6 separate regions of the Homo sapiens genome follow, and regions 1, 2, 3, 4 and 5 are each linked to region 6. A link is a contact called in ENCODE Hi-C or POLR2A ChIA-PET data. All regions are on one chromosome and are shown on one strand. Each heading gives the region's core, a stretch centred on a gene start or an enhancer-like site at or near the end of the contact. The rest is flanking DNA. Distances are from core to core; before and after follow the strand shown. Region 1 overlaps VWA8 (von Willebrand factor A domain containing 8). Region 2 overlaps ELF1 (E74 like ETS transcription factor 1). Region 3 holds the start of WBP4 (WW domain binding protein 4). Region 4 holds the start of KBTBD6 (kelch repeat and BTB domain containing 6). Region 5 holds the start of ELF1 (E74 like ETS transcription factor 1). Region 6 holds the start of RGCC (regulator of cell cycle).

Evidence for each region. A loop is a pair of places that touch in the nucleus more often than their neighbours do. ChIA-PET counts read pairs that join two places held with the same protein, here RNA polymerase II (POLR2A). Pooled maps may share reads with other maps.
Region 1: a map of natural killer cell shows a loop between it and region 6 (2.8-fold over the local background). The contact joins the enhancer-like site here to the promoter of RGCC in region 6. A Hi-C loop is called at or near these places in 1 of 168 maps with a recorded cell type or tissue (natural killer cell), 1 of 37 single-sample maps with no recorded cell type and 4 of 50 pooled maps.
Region 2: a map of CD8-positive, alpha-beta T cell shows a loop between it and region 6 (3-fold over the local background). The contact joins the enhancer-like site here to the promoter of RGCC in region 6. A Hi-C loop is called at or near these places in 3 of 168 maps with a recorded cell type or tissue (CD8-positive, alpha-beta T cell and naive thymus-derived CD4-positive, alpha-beta T cell), 1 of 37 single-sample maps with no recorded cell type and 10 of 50 pooled maps. POLR2A ChIA-PET finds 5 or more read pairs at or near these places in 1 of 52 experiments (activated T-cell).
Region 3: a map of CD8-positive, alpha-beta T cell shows a loop between it and region 6 (29-fold over the local background). The contact joins the promoter of WBP4 here to the promoter of RGCC in region 6. A Hi-C loop is called at or near these places in 6 of 168 maps with a recorded cell type or tissue (CD4-positive, alpha-beta memory T cell, CD8-positive, alpha-beta T cell, OCI-LY7 and 1 more), 9 of 37 single-sample maps with no recorded cell type and 19 of 50 pooled maps. POLR2A ChIA-PET finds 5 or more read pairs at or near these places in 5 of 52 experiments (BJ, CD4-positive, alpha-beta T cell, CD4-positive, alpha-beta memory T cell and 2 more).
Region 4: a loop to region 6 is called in a map of naive thymus-derived CD4-positive, alpha-beta T cell, with 8 times the contacts of the local background. The contact joins the promoter of KBTBD6 here to the promoter of RGCC in region 6. A Hi-C loop is called at or near these places in 3 of 168 maps with a recorded cell type or tissue (OCI-LY7 and naive thymus-derived CD4-positive, alpha-beta T cell) and 9 of 50 pooled maps.
Region 5: a pooled map shows a loop between it and region 6 (4-fold over the local background). The contact joins the promoter of ELF1 here to the promoter of RGCC in region 6. A Hi-C loop is called at or near these places in 1 of 168 maps with a recorded cell type or tissue (OCI-LY7) and 6 of 50 pooled maps. POLR2A ChIA-PET finds 5 or more read pairs at or near these places in 4 of 52 experiments (CD4-positive, alpha-beta T cell, OCI-LY7, T-cell and 1 more).

What each region holds. Positions count from the first base shown.
Region 1 is chr13:41,809,668-41,812,995 of GRCh38, forward strand. VWA8 (von Willebrand factor A domain containing 8) reads right to left here. Exons shown (of 45, transcript NM_015058.2): 17 at 1,558-1,673. Among named protein-coding and RNA genes, the nearest start is that of VWA8, 150 kb to the right of the region's middle. RefSeq lists an enhancer at 3,245-3,294. Within about 2 kb of position 2,049, at least 2 of the 41 ENCODE cell types and tissues checked have a DNase peak (open chromatin) inside an H3K27ac peak, as active enhancers do; they include natural killer cell, where a contact is called at or near this core.
Region 2 is chr13:40,984,792-40,987,794 of GRCh38, forward strand. The region is part of intron 1 of ELF1 (E74 like ETS transcription factor 1); the gene reads right to left. Among named protein-coding and RNA genes, the nearest start is that of ELF1, 33 kb to the right of the region's middle. RefSeq lists an enhancer at 91-370. Within about 2 kb of position 1,345, at least 4 of the 41 ENCODE cell types and tissues checked have a DNase peak (open chromatin) inside an H3K27ac peak, as active enhancers do; they include CD8-positive, alpha-beta T cell, where a contact is called at or near this core.
Region 3 is chr13:41,060,048-41,063,061 of GRCh38, forward strand. WBP4 (WW domain binding protein 4) reads left to right here and starts at 1,462. Exons shown (of 10, transcript NM_007187.5): 1 at 1,462-1,628; 2 at 2,597-2,669. The coding sequence starts at 1,627. TRE-TTC1-2 (tRNA-Glu (anticodon TTC) 1-2) reads right to left here and starts at 762; the gene lies at 691-762. It also overlaps a transcript of ELF1 not described here. RefSeq lists a silencer at 77-256.
Region 4 is chr13:41,131,186-41,134,273 of GRCh38, forward strand. It overlaps KBTBD6 (kelch repeat and BTB domain containing 6), which reads right to left and starts at 1,617. Exons shown (of 1, transcript NM_152903.5): 1 at 1-1,617. The coding sequence starts at 1,326. KBTBD6-DT (KBTBD6 divergent transcript) reads left to right here and starts at 1,743. Exons shown (of 4, transcript NR_120423.1): 1 at 1,743-1,870. RefSeq lists enhancers at 1,270-1,319, 1,680-1,919.
Region 5 is chr13:41,017,538-41,020,655 of GRCh38, forward strand. It overlaps ELF1 (E74 like ETS transcription factor 1), which reads right to left and starts at 1,779. Exons shown (of 9, transcript NM_172373.4): 1 at 1,691-1,779. RefSeq lists an enhancer at 1,664-1,773.
Region 6 is chr13:41,455,790-41,459,088 of GRCh38, forward strand. It overlaps RGCC (regulator of cell cycle), which reads left to right and starts at 1,761. Exons shown (of 5, transcript NM_014059.3): 1 at 1,761-1,967; 2 at 2,496-2,681. The coding sequence starts at 1,919. RefSeq lists a silencer at 1,534-2,373 and enhancers at 1,947-2,624, 2,674-2,803.

The sequences.
Region 1 (3,328 bases), core at 799-3,298, 350 kb after region 6:
AAACTCTCCAAGACATTGGTCAGGACAAATATTTCTTAAGTAATTCCCCACAAGCATAGGCAACCAAAGCAAAAATGGGACAAATAGGATCACATTGAGTTAAAAAGCTTCTTGGGCAGCAAAGGAAATTGTCAATGAAGTGAAGAGACAACCCACAGAATGGGAAAAAATATTTGCAAATCATCCATCTGACAAGGGATTGATAAAATATATGAATTTAAACAACTCAGTAGGAAAAAGCCTAATAATCTGATTATACAATGCATGAAAGATCTGAATAGAAATTTCTCAAAAGAAGAGATACAAATGGCACACAGGTATATGAAAAGGTACTCAACATCACTGATGACTAGAGAAATGCAAATCAAAACTATAATGAGGTATCACCTCACCCCAATTAAAATGGCTTTTATCCAAAAGATAGGCAATAACAAATACCAGCAAGTAAGTGAAGAAAAGGGAACCCTTGTACACTGTGGGTGGAAATGTAAATTAGTATAACCACTATAGAGAACTATATGGAGTTCCTCAAAAAAAGAAGAAAAAAAAATAACTAGAACAACCATATGACACACCAATCCTAGGTATAGGCTAGGTATATGCCCGGTATATGCCCAACAGAAAGAAAATCCATATATTGAAGAGAGGTCTGTGCTACCATGTTTATTGAAGCACTATTCACAATAGCTAAGATTCGGAGGCAACCTAAGTGTTCATCAACAGACAAATGGATAATGTTGTACACACACACAATAGAGTACTGTTCAGCCATAAAAAAGAATGAATGAAGTTCTGTCATTTGCAACAACATGGATGGAACTACAGCACATTATTTAAACTGAAATAAGCCATGCATAGAAAGACAAACTTCACATGTTTTCACTCATTTCTAAAAGCTAAAAATTAAAACAATAGAATTCACAAAGAGAGACTAGAAGGATGGTTACCAGAGGTGGGAAGGGTAGTGAGAATTGGGGAAGGGAATGGTTAATGGGTACAAAAACATAGATAGAATGAAGATCTAGTATTTGATAGCATAACAAGGTGACTATAGTCAACAATTTATTGTTCATTTTTAAGTAACTAAAAGTATAATTGGAACGTTCATAATGCAAAGAAATGATAAATGCTTAGGGTGATAGATATGGCATTCACCCTGTTGTGATTATTACATATTCTATGCCTGTATCAAAGTATCTCATGTACCCCATAAATATATACTGACCATGTACCCATACAAATTAAGGATAAAAATTTATTTTATTTTATTTTATTTTTAATAAATAAAAGAGGTTTTATTTTGGCTCATGGTTCTGCAGGCTGTACAGGAAGCATAGTACCAACATCTGCTTCTGGTGATGCTGGGACCAAAAATTAATTTTAAAAGATAATATGTTGTATTAAATAAGTTCTAATCAGTGAAGGCAAGGCTGAAATAGCTCTACATTCAGACCAATATATTTTGAAGAATTGGGAATATGCACCATCAGTTAAACTTATCTTATAGTTTTAGTGAAGATCCAGAAACTTACACGCAGTGAGAAAGAATATGTTTACCTGGAAAGGCAGGCTTTAGTAACAGCACTGTGAAGATTTTCATTAGGATACTGTGACAGCCGACGAGAAATTCGCAACAGTTGTCTGGTAGAAAGTGATGCCGCTAATGATTGTGCCTATCAAAAGACAAATACATTGTGTTAAGAGTCTTGTTTCAACTTGCTAAAGTCCCTTTAGATGGATATCACAGCAGAATTCATTATTACTGAAGGGGTAAGGCCAAACTTAAAGTATGTGCTGTTAATTAATTACAAATCAAAATAAACAGAAACCAATTTACACTTAAAACATCCTTGAAGATAGTTTTTAAAAAATCTAAAGTATTTATCAATTAAATTTAATTAATGTATTTTAATTGTGCTAAGTTGGAGATGGGAGGGGCAATGGGGGAAGGATGTTACATAACAAAGGTCACACTGGACTTAGGCTGTATGATTGACTGTTCACTTTTTCTCCTTACACAAAGCCAAGGTGTTAAGATACCACGGAAATGTTTAAAGCTTTAAGCAAATCGGTGGTTTCTAAAATAGCCAAAAAGAGTTGTAAACAATTTAGGCTGTTGGCCACAGAGGTGTCAACCAATTTGTCACTTGTGCTGCAGCTTGCTGTTTTGAATCCTTCCCCTATGCTGTCAGAATACTTTCACTTTGCTATATTACATTTCCCAAAATTCCACGAATAGAGTTGCTAGTACAGAACTCAGGACATGGTCAGTACTCAATAAATATTTGTTGAAATTCTTTTGGCAGGCAGCATAACATAATGGTAAAGTTTATAGGCTTTTGAATCAGATAAGTCGGTATCCTATTTATTAGCTGTGTTACCTTGGCAAATTACTTAACCTTTCCAAGGCTCAGTTCCCTCAACTTTAAAATGGCAATAGTAATGCCCTCACCTTTAAGGTTGTTATGAAGGTTAAATTAGAAAATGATTCTAAAGTGCTTAGCACATGTCACACACATATGGGTGCTCAACGAATGGCAACAACTGTTATTTAAAAATCAGCCTCTTCAAAATGAAAACAAAAAACCCAGCAGAGAAAGGTGATGGGACCTACATATTAGCATATATTTAGTAAATGAGATTATTACTGGCCTAATTCCTAACTTAGATCAGCAGCATTAGAAGACAGTGATTATCACTGAAAACCACAGGACAGAAGCACTTTTGAAGCAACTGGACCTTTGGGAGGGCAAGGCAGGTCAGTATGAAATGTCACAGAGGGTGATAAGGGCAGTAAAGTGGCCCTGAGAACTCAAGGGCCTAGAAAAGAGGACTCTATGAAATTAACAAAGGGTTCAGAATGGATGAGGGGAGAATGTCAAAGACACACTGCACATTTGCTTGTTTTAATGTTCCACCTAAGGTCATCTCCGTATGTCCCAAAGAAGAAAAAAATAATTTATTTATCCTTCCTTGTGTATTTCACATCTCCATAAGATATTGGTTTGCTGTTAGTATTCTATCTCAGCTACAACATTAGTATTATATTTCCTTTGGGAATTAGGTTGGAAGCATGACCACCACATATCCTTTCTTCTATTAAAAAACACATTCTAAGTTTCAAAGAACTCAATTACAAGCAGACATTGGTCCATTCTTGTTTTCAATTAATTTGCATTCCAGATATGGAGACAATATTCAAATATAATAAATCATAAATTACAATTCAAAATAGTATATACTTCAATGCTAAAATAAGTGGAACAGTAGACAGCTGTTATAGGCAGTTAAAATATTCAAATGGGCATGAGAAATCCTCTCATCAAAG
Region 2 (3,003 bases), core at 95-2,594, 470 kb before region 6:
AAATGACATTGTGCCAATGGCCAGTGTGAATACGTCTAGGTAAATTTAAGTTTCACTTTCTTTTCCACTGCTGTCATGTACCTTTTCGTACCAGCACTTCCACACTGCTACTGTGCTTTAACAGTTGTCTTTCAGAAATCTAAAAAATCAGGATAAGCAACCAACATACCCACACCTTATACATACTAACAACTAACAGTAATAAATCAAAACTGAAATGGCTCCCCACAATCACTAAGCCACTTATTGCAGCAGAAAAAGACACTTTTGCTCTGGCATGTAGCTTTTGCTTATTTCTATAGAGAAGTCCACAAACTGAAAATGTGTAAGCAAAGAAAAGCATTTTACTGGCTCAATCATGTCTTTGATTCTCTGTCATCTTTCCTGCTCCTCTTCCTCTCCCCTGTGTACTTATATACTCTTCTGCATCAAGGTGATTCTTGAGAATACATTTTCTGATACCTGATCCAGAGGGAGCACCTGTAGATATCAAAGATTCTTATAATCTTTGATTACAAAGCCCAGGTATCTTACAATTTTTTCAGTAACAGACAAGACTGAAGATCTAAATCAATGATTCCATTTTTAATTAGTAAATTGGGGTGGTCAAGTTCTCACGGTCTACAAGCAAAACAGAACTAAAACTAGAATTCTTGTTTCCTAAATCAGGACTCTCTCTAAAACTGTAATATACAGCTGGGCCTCTAAAATCCACCAAAGTCCTTTCTGCTATAACAGTTTATAACACAGATTAAGTAAACGCATATGTAAAAAATTTTTAAAATCTCCATCTCTAGGTTCAGCTTCTGAGCTCCAAATCCAGTCACTAAACTATAAGACAAGTCTACATCAGTGCCCCTTGAAGTCAGTGTGTAAAAAACATGTCCAAAACTAAATGCATCATCTAATTCCTCAAATACGGTCTTAGATGGAAAAAAAATATGGGCACTCGGATTAGAAAAAAGGCTTCTGTTCTAACCTAACAAATTGAAAGGTCCTCAGTAAATTTAAAACTTGTTTAAATTTACCCATCCTTAATTATCTATTATAGTCAGGAAGCACTCTGCTGTATTAATAGTTCTCAAACATGTTTTTTTCAAAGTGTCAGTCTTTATAAAGTAACAAGGAAAAACATAAGTGAAACTACTTCTTCATCACACAGACATAAGCGGTCAACTTATTTGCACAGTTTTCAGAGGGCATCCAGGCAGACATCTACCAGATAATAAAAAAATCTTAGGCTGGCTCAGATGTCTCTTAATTGGGTGAGGACCATATTCTTATTCTCCAAGGAGACATGCCACAGGAATACTTAGCAACAAGGTTCCTAACCTGTCATCCCCAAAATAAGCTTTGGAGTTAAAGTAAAATAGTAACACAAAGCAGTTCAGAGAACAGGCTCTGGAGTCAGACCGATTGGGTGCCAATCTTCTGCAGTGTGACAGAAGACTGGACAAGTTACTTGCTTGGTGTCTCAGTCCCCTCTTTCCATAAAATAGGTGTCAGTCTCAAGTCTCTTCCTTCTGTAAAACGGGTAAAGTAATACCAAAACCTAGAGCTGTTGTGTAGATGCAAAAATGCATGTGCAGAATACTTGGCACATAACATGCACTGAATTAACATTAGCTTCTTTAGCGCTGTAAGTATATGCAAGAAATATGTAACAGGTGCATGCTAGGTAACTAATAATTCCTTAAGGGTCATTTCTGTACTCCCTGGAAGTCTCTATTACCATAGCTATTTGCTAGACTCCAGAAAAAGAACATTATAGCCCATTGTCAACAAAACTGTAATTCTATTCCAGTGCTTCAAGGTTTGGCGTCTTTTTAACAAATCCTGCTGCTTCAAGGCGAGGACTTCACTCTGGCAAGCTTCCCTAACACAGAGTCCCATTATGCCTCATTCCAAACAAAATGACTTCACTGATGGTAAACACAAAACCCTCAGCCACACTACTAGCTACTACAACCACTTCAAATGGCTACTTGTTTAATTTATTATAGAAGATTTCAGGTACTAAAAAAAATATGATAGTCAAAATTGATCACTGATTGAATGTAAATTTAAGATTCCTTCAGAAAGGTTTTTAGACACAAGGATATTAAACCCACGAATTCATAAATATATTTTTAGAAAATCATTGCTCTTTTTTTTTTTTTTTTTTGAGTGGGAGTCTCACTGTCGCCCAGGCTGGAGTGCAGTGGCGCCATCTCGGCTCATTGCAAGCTCCGCCTCCCGGGTTCACGCCATTCTCCTGCCTCAGCCTCCTGAGTAGCTGGGACTACAGGCGCCCGCCACCACGCCCGGCTAATTTTTTGTATTTTTTAGTAGAGACGGGCTTTCACCGTGTTAGCCAGGATGGTCTCGATCTCCTGACCTTGTGATCCACCCGCCTCGGCCTCCCAAAATGCTGGGATTACAGGCGTGAGCCACAGCACCCGGCCGAAAATCACTGCTCTCCTTTTAAGTTACTATGGTACCAACTGTTTATGGTGAAAATTAATAAATAGTCCGGTGCCGTGGCTCACGCCTGTATCCCAGCACTTTGGGAGGCCGAGGCGGGTAGATTACCTGAGGTCAGGAGTTCGAGACCAGCCTGACCAACATGGTGAAACCCCGTCCCTACCAAAAACACAAAAAAAAAATTAGCTGGGCATGGTGGTGAGTGCCTGTAATCCCAGCTACTTGGGAGACTGAGGCAGGAGAATTGCTTGAACCCAGGAGGCAGAAGCTGTGGTAAGCCGAGGCACGCCACTATACTCTAGCCTGGGCAACAGAGCAAGACTCTGTCTCAAAAAAAAAAAAAAAAAAAAGAAAGAAAATTAATAAAGAGAATCAATCAAACAAAAAGGTTTTAGATCAGACAATTCTGGGATAAAGAAGGTGAAATATACCAGCTTAAAGCAATGACGTGGTTGAATGACTTCTCTAATGAAGTATGTAATTCAGACTGTGTCTGTTTATGTACATATGGCATGTTTGTAGGTTGGCAGTATCTAAAAA
Region 3 (3,014 bases), core at 212-2,711, 400 kb before region 6:
TCCGTGACTGCGACCAGCGCCCCTTAAGTCAAGTTGGGAAGACCTCGCAGGCCGGCCTCGCGCTTGCTCAGGCGCCGCGGGTGGAGACGCGAGCGCACACGCGGCGGAAAGGGGCGCCGGGCGGCTGCGCGGCCGGGAAAGCGCGTCCCCCCGGGAGGGCGCGGAAGGCACACTGTGTTCCGTGGGGCCTCGTAAATACCCTGCGGCCAGAGAACCACTAGAGCTACTGGTCCGGGCGCGGGCTCTGGGGCGCCCAGGGCAGGGGGGTCAGCCCGTCCTGCATAGGAAGAGTCGCAAGAGCGGCTGAAGAGGGTGTGGGCCGGACGGGGGCGCTGGGAGGAGATAACGCAAGGCCGGAGTTAATCATCACCTCCCGGGCGTCTGGAAAACTACGGGCCGGAGGGGCGGGGGAGCAGCCCAGGGGAAAGTGAAACTCCCTCAGGGCCCACCAGCCCCGTGAGCCGGAGGCGGGAGGGAGAAGGATCGGAAGCGCATTCGCTTCTCCAGCAGGCACGGCGTGGCACTCGAGGCTCCAAAAGCCGCAGCCCAGCTCCTGGCGCCACTAACTACAGTAATGCTTATTTTCTACAAACTCACCCAGACGGGGACAAGAAAGGAGCCAGAACACAAGATTTAAAAAGTCAGCCCTCCAAACCGATAGTTGCAAAAAAAAAGAAAAATAAGGAAGCGTTCCCATACCGGGAGTCGAACCCGGGCCACCTGGGTGAAAACCAGGAATCCTAACCGCTAGACCATATGGGAAGTGCTATGAGAAACTGCCGTGACCCACCTGACAAGCATAAGTGCCTCTGCCTCCTTCGCCGCACCTCTCGCCACCGCCGCCTCTGCGCTACTGAAGCTGCTGCTGCCGCCGCCGCCGCCGCCGCCGCCGCCGCCGCTGCTGCTGCCCACACGCTCCCGAGCTAGGGAACAAGCCCCATCCGAGCGCGTGGGCGTCGTAGGGGAGAGGAGGGGCGGGGCCGCTCCGCTGCAACAGCAAAGTTTGAGGCGAAGCCTAGCGACTCGCAGCGCCGGTCCCGCAGTTTCACCTCTTTTTTTTTTAACTCCGCCAGAGGACCCCGACCCACAGGTCCCGGTTGCTCCGCTGGTCAAAGTGCGTGCGGAGTAGTTGGCAAAGTTGAGAGCGGAGACGTCTCTGGGAACAGCTGTTTGCGTTCCGGGCGGAGGCGGCGCGCTGAGCTCCTTGGCCTTGAGCCAGCGAGCCTAGAAGGAGGATGGAGGTTTTGGGCCCCAGGGGAGGACACAGAGACGGCGGGATGGCGCAGGGACTTGAGGCTTGAGATCCCGTCCTTCAGCTCAGGTCCCGTCGCGCTTTTACCCCTTCCCGGTGACCTCAACCCCTTTATACCGACCCCACCTCTTTGGAGCCGGGAGTACCGCCCCTGTAGGGGGAGGGGAGAGGAGGCGATTTCGAACGCGGATTGGATCGTCTGGGCACCCGTAGTTGGGAACAGCGGAACGCTGGTCCCGGGGACTGAGTAAGGTGTCTGGATCGGAGGGAGGTTCGGGTGGGCATCGGGCGGCTGGAAGAGCTCGACTCGTCCCGCTGGGAAAGCGCGAGTCTGAGTGGAACCCTGGACGACTTGCAGAGCGGCTGGCGCAGTCATGTGAGTTGGGTCTCAGGCCCTGAACAACGAGGTGTTGTTTCTCTGGGCCGCCCTTTCTCGCCCGGGTCTTCCCCTCCTCTCCTCCCGCCCTTCGGCCGGGGGCGTGACAGACGCGTTCTTAACTCGCTCGGGACCGGCCCCAGACCTGCAGGGCCGGTTCTCAGGGCGGGGTAGAAATGTTACCCCGCTGAACGCCCTGGGGTATGGGGCACGGGCTCTAGGGGGAGGCCGGCGGCCGGTTCAGGGGGCTGGTTGGACGGCCGCGGGTGAAGCGACGCAGTGCTCTCTCTACGACGCTGTCGGGGGTCGCATGCACCCCTTGGGTTTCCGAAGCCCCTGAACCCTAGGGTATTGTGAAACTAGGGCTGGGCTGCGGCCTCCCCCGCCCACTGGAAGCGGCCAGCCCTGGATAGCGTAATGGTTTTTTTTTTTTTTTTTTTTTTTTTTTTGTCGGCCGTCTACGAAGTCCCATGGCTTTTCCAGTTCTCTCTTGCCTTGAGGCTCAAGAACAGTTTGTTTTAACTGAGAGTCTGGGAGGAACTACAGTTTTCCCCAGAGTAGTCTTGTACGTTGTTCTCTTGGTGGGAATAACTTGATTTAAGGCAAACTTTATGAGTTTCTTCAGGTTTCCATTACAGCAACCTCCCCCAAAGCCAGAAAGGATAAATGTTCTTCTAAGATGTTCCTTAGTTTTTCATAACGATGACGATAACAAGTGAGGAATTTTTGAAAGCCATTTTATTGAAGGGAGTTTTGTAATGAATCAGATACAGACTTTTTCTACTCCGCTGGCAACAGAATTTCAATTGACTGTGCTCCAACCAGATAAATAATAAAACGACTATACATAACAAGACAAGATTCAGTAGCAGGGGCATATATTTCAAACTTTAAAAACTGTAAAGCATGCAGAATTTAACCTTTTTTAAGTTTTACATGAGCTTAGCCTTGTTGTCTCTCTTTTTCAGGGCGGACTACTGGAAGTCACAGCCAAAGAAATTCTGTGATTACTGCAAGTGCTGGATAGCAGACAATAGGCCTGTATGATAATTCCGCTGTTAGAGATTCTAATAATAATTGTGTTGAATGAAGTGCTCCTTTTTGATGTAAACTCAGTTTACAAAGCACTTTTATGTACATTGCTCTTGCATTTTCAAAACATCAGAAGATTTCTGTCTTCTCAGTCCCCTATGAAAGCTGTGAGCCTTCTTCCTTTTCATCAACCTGACTTTGATTATATATTAAATTATTTCTCTGTGGCCTTTTGGGAAATGGGCAATGAGTTGGTCATATCATTCATGTTATGAAGCACCTATATTATAATGGTGGTGTTCATAATACTGTCATACCCAAAGAATTGTGGAAAGCCCTTAAAAAATAAAAGCA
Region 4 (3,088 bases), core at 367-2,866, 320 kb before region 6:
CCCCCCCAAAATGTAGATATAGCCATTGAGATATGCCACATCCATGCCCTCACGACACAGCAAGCGATCTGCAAGTTGCTGCCAACTATTCTGAGCTGGTTTATACACCCAGAGGTCTGTCCTGGGCTGAGCAGCTAGATAGATGTCATGGTCAGGAGAGATACAGACAGCTAAAGTGGTGACAGTCCTAGTGTGAGCCAGACAGGTCAAAGGTGACGGCACTTTGTAAAGGTCCCCCGAGTATGGATCACAGCAGAGAAAGGGATCTCTGGGGTGTCCAAAGAAGATCACCATCTCCTTGGCACACATACCCAGTCTCTGGGGTGGATTTTCTGCTGCAGATACAAGAGAGTTGCTGCTGCTACTGCTGCTGCTGCTGTTTGGCACTGGCACCAGAGACTTGTACAACAGGTCACCATAGCGCATCTGCAGGGCCCCTTCAATAACGTCCAGGCAGTACTTCTTCACGATGGGCTTGGTCAGCAGCCCTTCTAAGTAGTCCTGATCTTCTTCAGTGAAGTGCATCCAGCGCACGCACTTGAAGACTTCTGCAGCACTGGGACCCCGCTCTTTGGGAGCAGCCTCCAGCCACTGCACTGCCACATGGCACACTGTCTGCTCACTCTCCACGTCCAGACTATCCAAGCGCAGGACAGCCAGCAGCTGGGCCAGGGTCAGATCTGCTAGAGTCTCCTCCCGAATTGAACCCATGTGGCTGAGTTGCTTGAAGTTCTGAGCTATATAGGACTGGGCCTGGGATCGCAGCTTGCGATGGCCAAAGGCATCTGCAAACTTGAGGATGGCGGTGCAGTTGGTCAGGTCAAGACGTCGGGCTAAGAAGGAGGCACAGGCTTCCCGCACATATTCCAGCTGTAGCATGTCGGAGGCCGCGTACAGGCGCTCCACGTTGGCCTCACTGAGAGACACACGACCCGTGTAGCAGTAGTCGACCAACACCTCGAAGGACTCGGCGTCCACATCGTGCATGGTCACGCTGGCCTGCTGGCTCTCGTACATGCCACCTGTGAACATGCTCTTGAAGTAGGGACATGCCGCGGCCAGCACATTGCGGTTGCAGGGGAACAGGCGACCCGTGCCAGGCCCGCTGCCAGGCGTCACCACCTCGATGGTCACATCACACAGCAGCCGCGCATCGTAGAAGGACTTGAGCTGTGCCAGCAGGGCTGCAGAATGGGCCGTGTCCTTTAATTCCTCTGGACCCGTGAAAAAGGCCGAAACTGTGGGTTTGTGAATCTTCTTGGGCCGCTTCCCACCACGGGGACTGGCTAGGCGGCGAGAGCGCGGGGCGTCTTCCCGGGACTGCATGGTGGAGATGGCGACGGGCGCTGATGGCGAGAAACGCTGCAGGACCCGGCTCTGGCTCCTCCTCAACCTTCCCTCGCTGACGCTAAGATAGCAGCGTCTCCGAAGAGACAGCAGCACGAGCCCATTTACTGAATTCAACCCTACCCCGCAGAACCGCCTCCCGTTATCGTTTAGACAGTGGCTGACTCACCCTCTCTCACTCCCGCGTCCTTTCTCCGCGTCTGCTCGCCTTCACAGGACCCGCTGGCTTGGAGCCGCAGAAGCCGCTACTGCAGCGTGGGCGACAATGCTAGGCGCCCAGGAGAACTACCGCTCCCAGGTTGCCTTTCGCGCCCCGAGGGCTGCTGGGACTCTCGGACTCCCGGGCCGAGACCGAGGGAAAGAATCCGCTTTGCATGTCGGGAGTAGTAGTTTGTGTAATATCGCGATCCTTCTCTGGTGTTCCTTGTTTTAGCTGACGACACTCGAGAGCGCCAATTTTCCTAGATTCGATTTTGTGGTTTGGAACTGTGGTTTTGGAATCCAGAGTAGTCGCCTCGTTCTAGTATGTATTGTTTGACTTGTCTCTTTGAACTGTTTCTTCTTTTGTAAGACGTGAACAGTAGTATTTCATAGGATTGTGTGAAGATTACATGAGTTGGTTATAGGACGCTGTTAATAAATATTTGTTGGTTTGTAGAATAATTACTCAGTTCTTAGAATTATAAAGGTTCGATAAGTTTTCTTCCAGCCTTTATTAAAAAAAAAAAAAGGAAGCACCACTAATTTGAAATTATGAGCCTGTAGGAAAACAAAAAACCCCCCAAAACAGAAAACCTTGCAAGTTCCAGCAGAGATCCCTTTTTAGGGGCGTGTGTGTGTGTGTGTGTAAATTAGATTTTATTTTTAGGTTTACGGAAAAATTGAGCAGCAGGGACAGGGAACTTCCATATATCTCTCCCCACTTCACAGTTCCCTTATTATTAACATCTTGTATTAGTGTATGTATCCATTAGAAGTGATTTTTTTTTTTTTTTTTTTTTTACTCACTATGCCTCTCCCTGGTACCAAAAGATAACTCAGGGTTTGTAGGATTGGTTGGCTATCGCTGGAATTAGATCCCTGGCTTTTTCACAATTGCCTGTCCTTATTTGCCATGACTAAAAGGAGACCACCTCCAGTCACCTGACTTTGAGACTTTCCTTCCATATCTGCATTTCAAAACCTGAAGTCCTCTGTAGCCACTTCTCCCACTTGGTCTCTCCAATATTCAGTACCCCTTTCCCTTTTTTACACAAAAGAAGAGACATGCTTTAGGGGGTCCTCACCCCAAAACACAATGGAAGCCAGAGGCCTGGTTGGTAATTTAGCATCCTTTTAGACCCAGTGGCTCAAGCATTTCTCCCCTTGCTTGTATGAAGTTGCCTCTCCATCAGAGCTGACTTTATTTCTAGTCATTCACTCAACCTTTACTTACCCCGTGCAGTTCAGACATTAGAAGTCACTGAGAACACCTAACACGTTTCCGCTTCGGACTCACCTCCTGTGAAACCCTGCCACTGTCTTCCTCTCTCATCACTGTCCACCGTAGTCAAAACAATCAAGCCACTCTTCTTCCCATTCCCTCTGAAGGACAACCTTGTGACTGAATCACCGTCACACAGTCATTCACATTTCCTCACTCTGACATCACCAGAACTCCTCTCAGAGACCTTGATATCACCTTTGTAGATGGTTCTTACCTCAGGAGTACAAATGGGGAATTTTAAGCAGGATACACTAT
Region 5 (3,118 bases), core at 529-3,028, 440 kb before region 6:
ATACTTAATAAATTGTTCTGGTCTTTTCTTGGTTCTCTTCTTTTTACCCCCCCTTCTCCCTTCTCCTTGAAACTCCACTTCAGTCTCTATCACGTAAGAAAATACATAAACAATATCTATACTACTTTAACTGTACCAGCTTCTTAAATTTAAGAAACCAAATTCCTCTACTTCTCTTTAATAAATAAGATCTTAATTATGCCGCTTATTTGTGTGCCTCTTGATTTTTCTCTTATGGATCACCACCTTAAAAAAGTTAAAAAAAAAAATAGAAAAGTCTTCATTAGATTTTTCACACAGACCAGACTAGAAGTAAATACAGCTTTTGCTTACTCAAAGGCTGACTAAACCAGCAATATGCAAACAAAGATGATAGCAAATGGCTCAGCTGAATTGGTAAAATGTCCGCTGTGTCTTTCTTGTAAGACCGCAAAATTGAGATCTGTTAATATCAACAATCCTTACAAAAGAGTAAGAAATAATAACTGATTGCCTTTGTCTCTTCCCTTTAATCTGACAGGCCTTCAAGCACTTAGTAAGTGCATAGCAAATTCTCAAAGAACTAGCTAAATATCATTTTGGTCAACAAGAAATGATTTGGCAAGTTTTATATCCAAAAACTTTATTTTTTGGAATCACTGCATATTCCAATTTTATCTTCATAAATATGTTTCAGAAATAAAATACTACTGCACTCATCTTTACAGAGCACCTAGAACTTTAAGGCACAGTAGGATGTATACTTGCCAGCCAAAATCTCATAACTACAATGACAAGTACTTCAGGAAAAGACTGAGCAATCTTTTCATTTACAGAAGGTTTTTAATTCAAGGCAGGCAAATTTTAAGAACAGTAATACAAAAGGAAGGCCAATACTCATCACTTTTTCTTTTTACACAAAATTGAAATAACTACGTTTCCTTAGAAGACAGCTTTACTTCTAAGGTTGTTACTCAGAACAAGTTTTCAGTGTGAATTATAAAACTTCATTTTTTTCTAATAGTAAATGAATCATTCTAGTCTTTCTTCCTCTATTTAATATTCACTTTTACTTGTTATCTAAATAATCTAATATTCATTTTTACTTATTATCTAAATAACAATTCATTTAAATTTCCATTGGGTTTCCAAAATGAAACATTTAATATAATTTCATTAACTTTAAAAAACAGAGAGGGAGAAAAAAATAAATAAATAACAGTCAATGAGCAACACCTATGGCTGAGTTGTCCCAAAACTTCACCCTTAGCTAAAATGCCAAAACAAAGCCACTGCCCCTGGATATTTAACATCTATATCACACAGGAATAATACGGTTTACTTAACTGTAACTTCAACTACCCCAAAAAATACAATTAGGTTTTTTAAATTAAAATTTGACCTTAGTTTGCTTTGTGGTACTTAAAAACAAATAAACAAACAAAAAACCTCTTTTATTCTTAAATTACATAGAAAAAAAATCACAAAGACATACAAAATGCTTTAGCAAGAAGATCTAAAACTTTCCAGAATTTCAGTGCTTTGTTTCCCCCTAGCAATTAAGTTCAATCAGGCATGTGACTGACCACACACATTTTATCAGAGGGTTAAAGAACACATTCAGCCATGTTCTTCAACAGGTAAGAACCACCCTCTGTTTATCAGCTCAAGAAAAAGCCAGAAGCAAACATACAAAATTGTAACAAGTTACCTTCAAGTATTCTTTCTCTATCGTCTTTTGAGCTTGAAAATAAAAAGCAATCCGACAAGTTTTAGCTGTTAAAATGGCTCCTGTAGATTGGGGAAGTGGTGTCTGTGCTTCAGCTTATGAGTCATACATGAAACCAAGTGTTTCTAAGGGAGGCACGCCCATGTTGCTGTGGACCCAATTATTCTGCTAGGTCAAACATGCAAATCTGCAGGTAAAAACGGTATAGGAAAGTGGGGATGAAGAGGCAAGGAGCAAGATCTACCTTGATTAGACCATTACTAAGCTCATATTAATTGCCATAATTTAAAACTAACAATAAAATAGAGTAAGAACCTACAAGGGAGCAAAATTAAAAACTATATATTGTTTTAAAATATAAAAATCTCAATTTTTAAAAGTTGCTTTACTATATCAAATAAAACTGTGAAAGGAAAAAAGTATGAAAGGGGATGGAAGGGAGATAGCAAACTCTGTGGCTCTTAATGTAACAATGGACTGGTGAGTGTAATCTGGCTACTCATTAACCCTCATATGAAAGAGATATATTGCTATGTAGTCTGGAAAGGCTAGCAAACTACAAAGCCAGATGCAGATCTGTAAGTTCACTAAACAGATAAAATCCACTAGAAAATTCAAAGTTCAGTGGAAAAATAAGTGTGAATTAAACTGGTTTACAGAATTTTTAAAAACCCACACTCCAATGTTAGGAATTTAAAGTCCAACAAAGCAAAATGATTTTAAATAAACTGCAAGCTTGATAAAACCCTTTTAAAAAAGTATTGGTACGATCATAGTTCATAACTCTACTACTTCCAAATGATAGCTACAGTTTGACTTACCTTTCAAGCAAAATTTTCTACATGTATTTCAAGCCTCTTGTGCCAGGCACCCTGCTACAGCTCCACTGCAATTGTGGCAAGGCCAACCTAAGGGGACAACTGTGGCCAGTGAAGCTCTGCCTTCCAAGTCAGAATACATCTGACAAAGTGCCCAAGCCACTGAAATATTACTACACCTACTTATTCTGGCCTCTGGGTGAATACTTATTAATTTATTCTAAGAGCTTAAATTAATCAAAATGGCTTGAAAGCACTAAGTACTTCCAAAGCGCTTGAAATGATAAATGCAACTCAATAGATAGCCTTCGTCCTGGTATCTTACAAAAAGTAAATAGGATTTAGCAAGGTTTTCTCCCTTTAGTTAATTAGTTGGGAGTTTATTCTGGCTTACCAGAGGCATAGTTGAGAGCACAAGCTGTCACTGACTTAGGAACTTTACAAAATGCTGCAAAACAGCAATGATTGTGAACCAACTTTCTGCCTGCTGTCTATTTATTCCTTACACTGAAGATTGCTTGGTTTATCCTTTTACTGAAAAATAATCTCCATGGTTTTACAAACTGTTAATTAAAAATTTATTAAAAAGAAA
Region 6 (3,299 bases), core at 511-3,010:
CTGTCTTCCTTCCGGGAGCTCGGCTCTTAAGACGCGAGTCTGCCGAAGCTCCCAGCGGAATAAAAAAAACTCTTCCTTCTTTAATCCGCTGTCTGAGGGGTTTTGTCCGCTGCTCATCCATGCTCCATTTCTTTGTTCCCTGACCGGGAATCGAACGCAGGCAGCAGCGGTGAGAGCACCGAATCCTAAGCACTAGACCACCAGGGGAACTTAGAACCTTGTGGGAAATAGATTGCGCACCATTAGAAGTGGGTTGGCCATCAGAAGGAAGCCTGGACAGGTCCCTTGTTTCTAAGGCGTGGCACAAGGTAACTGGTAAAGATACCTAGACCAGTTCCCATACATAGACACTTGGTGACAGCTGGTGCTAGAACCCCCACAGTGGCTGAGGGCATGCAGCAGCAATACTAGTAGCAAAGGGACAGATAGCTAAGGAAGGATCCCGCTCCACTCACCCAGGGAAATCAACTCCTGAAGTTCTGTTCGACCCCACATCAGAGGATCCATTGCAGGAGATGGCACCAGAGATCCCAGTGGTGTCCTCCCCTTAACAGGGAAAGAGGCTCCCCACTCTTGAGCCCACAGTGCTTGTGCCTCCACAAGACAAGCATATCCCTAGGCCACCCAGAGTAGACAAGAGAGGAGGACTATTCATATGATTAGTGGTCATTAACATATACTCCTTTGTGAGGTGTATGTTTCAATGTTTTGCTCATTTTTAATTTTTACCAGGTTGTCTATTTGTGATTACTTTGTAGATGGGTCTTTCTATATTCTGAAAACAAATCCTGGCTGGGTGCGGTGGCTCACGCCTGTAATCCCAGCACTTTGGGAGGCTGAGGTGGGCAGATCACCTGAGGTCGGGAGTTCGAGACCAGCCTGGCCAACATGGACAAACCCCGTCTCTGCTAAAAATACAAAAACTAGCTGGGAGTGGAGGCTGAATGTTTCACTCCGTTACATGTTAATTGCTCTACATTTAATTAGCCGTCTGTGGTGAGAGGCGAGAGGCTAGCGCCTAGCTCAGCGCACAGTCCAGGGCGTTCGCCCCCGCAGGCCGCGGGGCAGGGTGGCTCGTTACTCCGTGGACACTGCAAGGCGCCCTGTTCGCGCTGCGTCGACGCAGTAGTTTCTTCCCATAATAAACCCCTTCTAGATAAAGTCAGGCTGGCGGGAGCGCCCTGGACCGTAGTTCAGGCCCCCGCGCTCCGCGGTGGGAACAGTTCAGGACTCCCCCAACTCCTGCCCCTCTCGCCCCGACCCTCTCCACTCCGCCCGCCCACCATCTCGGAAGTCCCCTTGGGACAATGCGTAGGGGACCTCCGCGTCCCCGACACCCGACTGGGACACGGCCGCGGGCTCCTTCGTCCCTCACCGCCAGCCAGGGAGGCTCTGCATGCCCACGTCCACTTCACAGCCGAGGAAGCTGCGGCTCGCGGAGGTGCCTGGCACGCGGCGGGAAGCAGCAGAGCTCGCGCCCAGCAGTCAGCTCTGGTGACGCCGAGGACACCGCGTGGGCCGGGTTGTCAGGGCGCGGGGGCGAGAGGCGGGTAAATATTTGGGGCTGTAACCGGGGCTTCGGCGACTCCTCGTCACCGCGGTTCCAGGGCGGGCGCGTGGCGAGGGCGGTGCCTGGGGGCAGGGGCCTCCTCGGAGGGCGGCGGGGACAGACCCGTCGCCCCGGCTCCGCAGCCCCGCCCCGGCCCCGCCTCCGCTCCGGCCGCCGAAGGCTATAAGATCTAGGAACCCGAGCCGGTGGTAGGGCGGGCGCGGACCGTGCTGGGAGCGGCGCGGCTGGAGCGCAGCGCCGAAGGGACTGGCAGGGCTGAAGTGTGCGGGACAGCAAGCCCCCGAATAGCCCCGGCTGCCACCTCGCAGGACCCAAGGCCACGCGCGCCGGGCCCAGCTGAGCCGCCTCATGAAGCCGCCCGCGGCGCAGGGCAGCCCCGCGGCCGCCGCGGCCGCAGGTGAGTGCGGGGTCCGGGGTCCCCTTAAAGTCTCGGCTCTGCAGATGGCGGGTGAGAAAGGAGGGGCCCCGTGTCGTCCCTTCACACCCCCCACCCTTCCATCCTCCCCGGCGGGAACCTGTCCCCGGTCTTCCCGCGCGGGCGGCTGCAGCCTCCTTTCCGGCCCGGGCTGGCCCCCATGTCCCACCTTCCCTCCACCACCAGCTCCGCGCGCGCCCGGGGTTGGGGGGAGCGGCGGGGACAGGTAACCGGCAGCGCCTGGGGAGGAATCTGGCCGCGCCAAGTCGCTGGGTGACCCTGGGCCTGGCGAAGGCTCAGTTTTCTTGTCTGTAAAACGGACTTGGTAATAGAACGCACTTCGGGGGTGGTGGAGAAGATTACAAGGTAACAGCGACTGCGTGGCTGTCACTTGGCAGAGGCGCCAAGTGTCAGTTATCTTCGGGAACCGTGGCGGCCCCTCCTGGCCCTGGGAGGTGGTCCCGCTGCCCCCCTGACTTCCGTGCACTGAGCCCCTGGCCCTGCCCGCAGCCCCGGCCCTGGACTCGGCGGCCGCGGAGGACCTGTCGGACGCGCTGTGCGAGTTTGACGCGGTGCTGGCCGACTTCGCGTCGCCCTTCCACGAGCGCCACTTCCACTACGAGGAGCACCTGGAGCGCATGAAGCGGCGCAGCAGCGCCAGTGTCAGCGACAGCAGCGGCTTCAGCGACTCGGAGAGTAAGTGCGGCCCCCGCTAGGATGGCGCCGGGATCTCCCAGCTCCCAGGACCTGCCCCGCGAAGGCTGCGGCCTCAGTTTTCTTATCAGTAAACTGAGGAATGGTTTCCTGAAGCTCAACGCAGTAGGCCGAGTGGTGGCGGGGCCCCTGACGATAATCACGGGAAAGGTCGCTGGAGGGCAGGTTGGTTCACTTGCCGCCCACGGGTGTGTCACCAGGCAGGCGAGTTTAAGCAGCTTGTCCCGACTCAGCCAGACAGGACTCCCTGGACCTGCACCAGGCCTTTCCGCAGTTTCCCTCCTCTTCTCCTTTCCGTGCCTCTCCCCTCTCAGCTGTAACTTTGCAGATGTGGAACAAGTGCCAGTGGAATGAGGGGGCACAGTGGGGACATGGGAGGGCGCAGAACGGAAATATTCATGAAACCAGGAAAGGTTTCATAAGCCCAAACTGCTGTTCTTGGGATTTATGAAATAACTGCTTGCATTGTCTTCTGGCCCTTAGCTCTCAGACTTGTTGCTCCATTGCATGCAGTTATGAAAATCTTTGGCACTGCTGAGTTCAAGTATTTTTCAGCCAGGTCCTCCACCAGGCTGGAGGGGGAGCCAGAGAGCACATGGG